3 separate regions of the Homo sapiens genome follow, and regions 1 and 2 are each linked to region 3. A link is an interaction called in ENCODE POLR2A ChIA-PET data of the cell type or tissue named here. Cell type or tissue: PC-9. All regions are shown on one strand.

Region 1 (2,500 bases), 940 kb before region 3:
CAGTAAATAAAGCAGAAAATAATTGGTGCCTCTGGAATGGTATAAACTACATATTCTATCTGGATGGCCAAGCTCATGAAAATGGCCAACACCTATGTAGAGAGTCAGGTAGAAAGCTGAGTAAAAACAATGTAACATCCATGAGGAAAGTTTAGTCATGAAGTTTTTACATGTAGAAAAGAAATGCAGAGAAGGCTGGGCTCAGTGGCTTATCCTGTAATCCCAGCACTTTGGGAGGCCAAGGCAAGTGGATCTTTTGAGGTCAAGACTTTGACACCAGCTTGGCCAACATGGTGAGACCCCGTCTCTACTAAAAATACAAACATTAGCCAGGCATGGTGGTGCGCACTTGTAATCCCAGCCACTCAAGAGACTGAGGTAGGAGAATCTCTCGAACCTGGGAGGCGGAGGTTGCAGTGAGCTGAGATCGCGCCACTGTACTTCAGCCTGGGAGACAGAGTGAGACTCCATCTCAAAAAAAAAAAGAAAAAAAAAAAAGAAAAATAATACAGAGAACAAAAAGACAGTGGTGTTCCCTCTACCACAATTTGCTGAAAATTAAAGACTCGCCTAATTTTACTAGGTTTTTAAGAATTATAGTTGCCAGATGAGTTCTTCCTGCCTTCTGCACAGACAAAATAAATTCTCTGGGACCACGGCATGGTACTAATAGTAAAGAAAGAGTTTAGTTGATGCGCGGCCAGCCACGCCTCGGCTCACTGCAGGAGGCAGAGTTATTACTCAAATCAATCTCCCTGAAGGCTCAGAGGGTAGGTGTTTTCAAGGATAGTTTGGTGGGCAGGGGACTAGGGAATGAGGAATGTTGACTGATTGGGGATGAAATCATAGGGGTATGGAAAACAGTCCTTGTGTGCTGAGTCCACAGGATTGGTTGAGTCAAGAGCCAGGAGTCTGGGTGGCGTCAGTCTGAGAGACATCTCAAAAAACCAGCTTTAGGTTCCAAAACAGTGATCTTATCTGTAGGAGTAATTGGGGAAGTCACAAATCTTGTAACCTGTGGACGCATGACTCCTGAGCATTAGGGATTATAGAAACTATGCCCACATTTCAACAGAGTTCAGGCCTCTCTCAGAATCCTAACCTTGTGGCCTTTCATTTGTTTTACAAAGGTGATTTAGTTTTGGGAAGGACTATTGTCATCCTTGCTTTAAGGTTAAACTGTAAACTAAATTTTTCCCAAAGTCAGCTTGGTCTATGCCCAGGAATGACCAAGGATAGCTTGGTGGTTAGAAGCAAGATGGAGTCAACTATGTCAGATTTCTCTTACTGTCATAAGTCATCTATATCCCTACTTCACACCATTTTATTTCTCTCTTAAAAGCAGGTAGTGTTTGCCTTAGTATCCATATGAATCCTAAGGGCACAGGGCAAAGAAAAGAGACCTGAGTGCAGGAGCCAGGCTGTGGAGCGTGTGTGTGGGCCTGCATCTGGGTCTGGGTCTGAAGCTGGAGCTGGGGCTGGGTCTGAGGCTGGAACTGGGGCTTGTTCTGACGCTGGATCTGGGTCTTGGCCTGGGGCTGAGGCTGAGTGAGACATGATCCAGGCCTGAGTCTGGTCCTGGGTTTGGGCCTGGGCCTGGGACTTAGGCTGGGTGAGCCTGGGGCTGAGATGAGACTGAAGTTGGGACTTGGGCTGAGCTGGGCCTGGGGTGGTAAGTTTCCACTTGTAAGAGGAAGTCAGGGCTGCTGCTGAGCTCCAGAGGCCTTGACCCTCATCAAGTCAGCAGATATCAAGAGTCCTATCTATACTTTCTCTAATAAGGTCAGTGAACTATCAGTGACAGAGAATTCTGCTCCTTTCATATGCAGACTTTCCTTTAAATTCAGAAATCTTGATATCTGGATTAAAATAAAAGTTTATCAAGAGAAGAACAAAAGTGAAGGTACAGCTTCAGTTTGGGCAGAGTCTTAACAATTAGTTTGTATACAGAACACATTTAGGTTTTTTAGTTTTTTTGAACCTTGAAAACTTTCAGTTACTAGGTCTTACAAGTTTTAAAGTAATATTTTTAACTAAATATCCCTTTTGTTTGTTACCGATATTTTTGGAATCGAGGGATTATTTCTGTAACTTTTGTTTCTAAAACTTTGTGGATCTATGATTCTATAAAAGTAGCTAATAGTTTTTAGTTATCCATGTTAGAGGCTGGGTAACATACCTTAAGAACAACTCCTTCAATTCCAGCTCTGCCTTTAACTTGATTTTGAATGAATCAGTTAGCTCTCACAACCTCATTTTTGATATAATAGCGTTGCCTCAGGGAATTGTGAGCAGTCCATCAGCTAATAAGAACAATATAGGAAATAGATAAGCTATAAAATATTCAGAATTGTGTTCCCAGAAGACATGAGCTACTTTCAGCTGAGTTGCTTTCTGAGTTGAGTAAAAGTGGCTATGAGATTGTAAAATATCTCGTGCTAAGTTGTTGAAGTATAAGTTCCTATTCCAGTGTGGACTTATTTTGCTTCTTTGGTTTGGT
Region 2 (2,500 bases), 81 kb before region 3:
CATATACACCATGGAATACTATGCAGCCATAAAGAAGGATGAGTTCATGTCCTTTGTAGGGATGTGGATGAAATTGGAAATCATCATTCTCAGTAAACTATCGCAAGAACAAAAAACCAAACACCGCATATTCTCACTCATAAGTGGGAATTGAACAATGAGAACACATGGACACAGGAAGGGGAACATCACACTCTGGGGACTGTTGTGGGGTGGGGGGAGGTGGGAGGGATAGCATTAGGAGATATACCTGATGCTAAATGACGAGTTAATGGGTGCAGCACACCAGCATGGCACATGTATACATATGTAACTAACCTGCACATTGTGCACATGTACCCTAAAACTTAAAGTATAATAATAATAAAAAAAAGTACCTTGGAAATTCCTTTAACAATAGTTTAAAACAGTAACATTCCTGTGACCCACAGAAAGTTAGCTACTTTAGGGTCCTATAAATATTACAATGTCATGACATTCAGGAAAATAATATTATCAACAGTGCAAAGAGTTATTGATTTATCCAAGTTAGGGCAATTCTTATTCCTCATATTTGTATATATGCCCAAATAGTTCCAAGAGACAAATAACACAGAAATGCCATTGCTGTTGATGGTGTGAGGTTGGTGTCTCCTGCTTTTGGGAGCCACATAAGTATTATGATTCAATGAATATTTTTGCCCAGCATCCTTAAATGTGTTCTAGACCCTCTGGGAAATTATTTCCAACTCTACAGAGTGCTCCTCAGAACCAATGCAGAGTAGGCTGAGGCTGAGGTGGCAGCCACAGAAGTTTCATAGTCTCGATTTAGGAATCAGGGGCTGCTTCAGTCCTCTTCTGCTCTCTAGCCCCTTCTCTGAAAAACAAAACAAACAACAACAACCTCCTCACACCCCTCAAACAACCAAAGCTATACCCAACTTGTCTTTTTTTTTTTTAAGCAATGCTTTAAAAATGCATTAGAGATAACTTAAAATTTATGTAACAGGTTGATATCAATTCAGTCCCATATCCACTCCCACCCATCCCCACACCAGTCAAAAGACATTCCAACCTAGGGTTAAGGATCTGATCGCTCCATTCCCCAACTGGGAACCATGACTCCACACTACTCTAGGAGAGTGCCTGCACACTGCATACACTATCTTGTTTAACCCTTCCAATAACGGTCATTATCATTATTTTTTTCCAGAGGTGGTGAGGCTTTTGGGGTTGGACTCATATTATCTAAATTCTCAAGGGACTCACACAAACACCAGACTGCCAATTTGTTAATTTGACTGAGAATAAAAATACTCAGGAGGCTGAGGGTCAGCACATCCTCTCCCTTCTGAAACAAAGCATGTGGAGAAAGCCAGGGGACCCACAGAAGGCTGCCTGTGGCCACGTCATAGCAAAGGAACTTTATGGAGAGGAGCAGGAAGTCAGAGAGCCAGCTGGTGTGCACACCCCACTGGGCCTGTGGCCAGCCTCCCAGACAGAGGTTGCTCACCCTCAAACATTCTCTCTTTGGATATGGATACTCCTACTCTCAGAACAACTCATTCAACTACAACAATAACTGAGGACAAGAATTCTAGGTTCTGGGAATAGAAACTGACCCACGTTATCCAGCAGCTTCCTGTTTAGTTAGGGAGCCTGAGTACAAACAATCACCATCTGGGCGAATGGGCAAATCCATCCATTGGTTACAGAGTGTTTATCAAAGTGGAATCCATAGGTGCATTCTCTGGGGTAGGATACTTCACTATGAAAACCTTTCCTGTGTTTTTTCATTTCAATAATAATATAAAAATTGAGTATAAGAATATGGTGTTTCCTATGGATGGCCACCTTATAAGGGAGAGTTGCAGAAGAATTGAATTGTACACAAGATAGAAAGGCAGGCCAAATACTGAGAATGCTCTTTAGAAGGCAGTATGATTGTCACATGATGAGAAGAAATTTAGTTTTAGTTACTACATTAAATTAATGCTGTTAACTTGAACATGATCAGGTTTGCAATTTTGTTTGTAATTTATTTGTTTCTTTTTTTTGGTTTGCAATAATATAAGATCTTATGCGTATAAGGCATTTGTTAACAGCTTTATACACATTCAAAAAACATTATTAAAAAGCAATATACATAAACCCTGGGTCTCATCAGAAAGTCTTTATTTTTTAAAGGGGTCCATATGATACTAAGATTTGAGAAACATTGGGTATAGCTGACTTTAATTGCATTTTAAGCATGATTGCCTTGATTAGATCCTTCACCAGCAATACATTTGGGTTACCTGCGCATATAAATAAATTACCCCCTTTGTATTGAGTTTTACTTATTGACGTCTGAGGAAGCTATATCATAAATTCCTGTACATTGACTACGCTACAAAAGTCATGGCCATTTCACACACGGTTGCCTCTCTTTCTTGCTCTCTTCTTTCTTTCAATGCATACAAGCACTGCATTGGGGCCTAAGTGTAATTGATACACATATGGAAGGGGTAGGAATGATCCC
Region 3 (2,500 bases):
GTAGACAAAGGCTGAGTGCAGTGGCTCATACCTGTAATCCCAGCACTTTGGGAGGCTGCAGTGGGTAGATCACAAACAAGATCAGGAGTTCAAGACCAGCCTGGCCAACATGGTGAAACCCCGTCTCTACTAAAAAAACACAAAAATTAGCCGGGCGTGGTGGCACACACTTGTAATCCCAGCCTCAGGAGGCTGAGGCAGGAGAATTGCTTGAACCCGGGAGGCAGAGGTTGCAGTGAGCCAAGATCGTGCCATTGCACTCCAGCCTGGGCGACAGAGCGAGACTCCGTCCCCACCGACCCCCTAAAAAAGAAAGTAGACAAAGATGTGTCCTAGAAAACACTAATATGAATGGGTAGAGAGGGGAGACTTGTCAAGGAGATCGAGGGGAGAGTCAGTGAGGTGAAACCTTAGAGGATAGACCTTCACCAAGGAAGTAACAGTCAACAGGCCTAAATGCCACAGAGATGTCAAATGAGAGACACTGGAAATGGTTCTTTGAATATTACAGCCAGAACATCACAGGAGACCATTTCCAAAGCAGTCTTGATGAAGTGGTGGGGAAGGGAGGTCCCTGAAGGAGCTAAGGAGGGACTGGGAGATCATGACCCAGAGATAAGTGTTGCAGGTATAAAAGGGAAAGACTGAGATCAGGAAATAGCCACAGGATCCCTAAGGCCAGGCTTCGGGTGGGGTGGTGTGTGTGTGTGTGTGTGTGTGTGTGTGTGTGTATAAAATGGGAAGACCTTGAGTATAATTCTGTACTAAGAAGATAGAGCAGTAGAGAGGAAAAGGCTGAAGACAGATGGGAGGGTAAATAGTGAATTAGAAAGGTCTGTGCAAAGATGAGAAAGGATGAGTCTGAAAGCACAGGGAGAAGGGCCAGCCTTGGACAGGAGAAAACATTTCTTTCACTAAGAATAAAGGGAAGGTTGGGTATACACCACAAAGAAGGTGTAGATGGGTGGCAATGGAGTTCTGTCAAGTTGAGGGCATTCCATGATAGCCTCACCTTTCTCTGTGAAATGAGAGAGTTTAGTTTACAAGATATTTCTGAGCACTTCATAAGCCAGGTTCATAGACTGAAAGAAGTGGAGGTGGAGTGTGATAGGTCCTTAAGAATAGGGGAAGTTTGGAATATCTGACAAGGGACAGAGAGGAAAAAACTAGAAAAGGCTTTGCAGAATGTGGGCCCACAGATCAGAGGCTAAGGGGTCCCCATTTGTGCAGGAGAGTAAGGGCAGGGAGGCAAGGCTCACAGCCCAAAATATAGAGCCCCTCACCAAATGACTGCAGGAGGGCAGCTTTCCTATGAGAGCATCCCTATCACTGTTTTCACTCCGAGTCATTAACTTACGACTTACTCAGCTCTGTTTCGTAATAGCAGACTCGAGTAATGAGGGTATGACAGCCTCTCTCTGCATGCCAAGGTATGCAGCGTGGATTTCCTTTTTCGCTTTCTCTCTCCTGTGGCTTAGGTGCCTTCTGTTCTGCTACCAGGATAGAGAACCCAGTGACTAGTTTCTTCTAGCTCTCTTTTTCTGACTAGGTATCTTGTCAGAAATTTCTGCTTACCAGACTTCATGGAGAGGGAATCAAGCTTTGAATCAGGGTTGAAAAAGTAGAGCTTAATATATATATTACAAAATGCCACTCACGTTCTTGAGGTTACCTTGTATCTATACCACAACTAGCATTCTTTTAGAAAGCACCATTACCGAAGTAATCCCTTTCCTGGGAATTCACCCAAAAAGGTTATTCCCACTTATCCCCCATCTCCAAAATAAAAAAGAAAAATGTGTGTGCTTAGAGATGTTCCTGGAAGCATGAGCTGTAATACTGAACCAATAGAAGACGAACTAACAGATTGCAGGGCATCCGTTTGGCAAAAAACTTATGCAGTTATCTAAATGATAGTTATGAAGACAATATGTATAACACATTATATTCTGAGTGAAAAGAACAGAAGGTGATTTCAAAACTGCATTGGGATAATAGTAATATAGGAAATAGTGAGATGAACAAAGATTTCAAAGGAACAAAAATAAAGAAAAATTTTGCTTTTTATATTGGTAGGCGTATGGGTGAAATTCCAATTTTAATTTTAATTTCATAGTTATAAAATTGTTCATAAAAAAAGGTCCCCCATAGACAGTTGGGCTTTGGGACAAACTAACAGAAACAGAGTAGGAAGAAAATTCATCTTCCTTCAATCCCCTTTCTCTGCTTAAAACAAAACAAAAAAGAGCTTTGTCATGTTCAGGTGTGCAACGAATTCTTTTTCCAAATCTGGAACTTTACATCTGCTATTAAACAGGAGTCAGTTTCCATGTAACATGTTGACAATCCCCCAAGTGTGTTGGAATAATTTTTTTTAATGAGGAGATTTGAAATTCCATTTCAATTGCCAACCTGCCTCTTTCAACTTCTAAAAACAAAGTAAAACAAAACAAAAACACACTGGGTCCTATCACCCCCTCTTGCTACTACTATTTTATCT

Evidence for each region. Peaks named below come from ENCODE experiments on the same cell type or tissue, not always from the same donor. Only the 100,000 strongest peaks of a DNase experiment are listed, where the experiment ranks them.
Region 1: POLR2A ChIA-PET joins it to region 3 with 8 read pairs; 1 of 35 experiments calls an interaction of 5 or more read pairs at or near these places.
Region 2: POLR2A ChIA-PET joins it to region 3 with 7 read pairs; 2 of 35 experiments call an interaction of 5 or more read pairs at or near these places.

What each region holds. Positions count from the first base shown.
Region 1 is chr3:151,897,473-151,899,972 of GRCh38, reverse strand. All of the region lies in intron 1 of AADACL2-AS1 (AADACL2 antisense RNA 1), which reads left to right. It overlaps LOC105374159 (a long non-coding RNA gene), which reads right to left. Exons shown (of 3, transcript XR_924584.3): 2 at 2,180-2,303. Among named protein-coding and RNA genes, the nearest start is that of SUCNR1, 25 kb to the right of the region's middle. In PC-9, no CTCF peak of the experiment used is centred here; no DNase peak of the experiment used is centred here.
Region 2 is chr3:151,036,901-151,039,400 of GRCh38, reverse strand. The region is part of intron 1 of CLRN1-AS1 (CLRN1 antisense RNA 1); the gene reads right to left. Among named protein-coding and RNA genes, the nearest start is that of MED12L, 48 kb to the left of the region's middle. In PC-9, no CTCF peak of the experiment used is centred here; a DNase peak (open chromatin) is centred at 1,420.
Region 3 is chr3:150,955,470-150,957,969 of GRCh38, reverse strand. The region is part of intron 1 of CLRN1 (clarin 1); the gene reads left to right. Among named protein-coding and RNA genes, the nearest start is that of CLRN1-AS1, 16 kb to the left of the region's middle. In PC-9, no CTCF peak of the experiment used is centred here; a DNase peak (open chromatin) is centred at 1,379.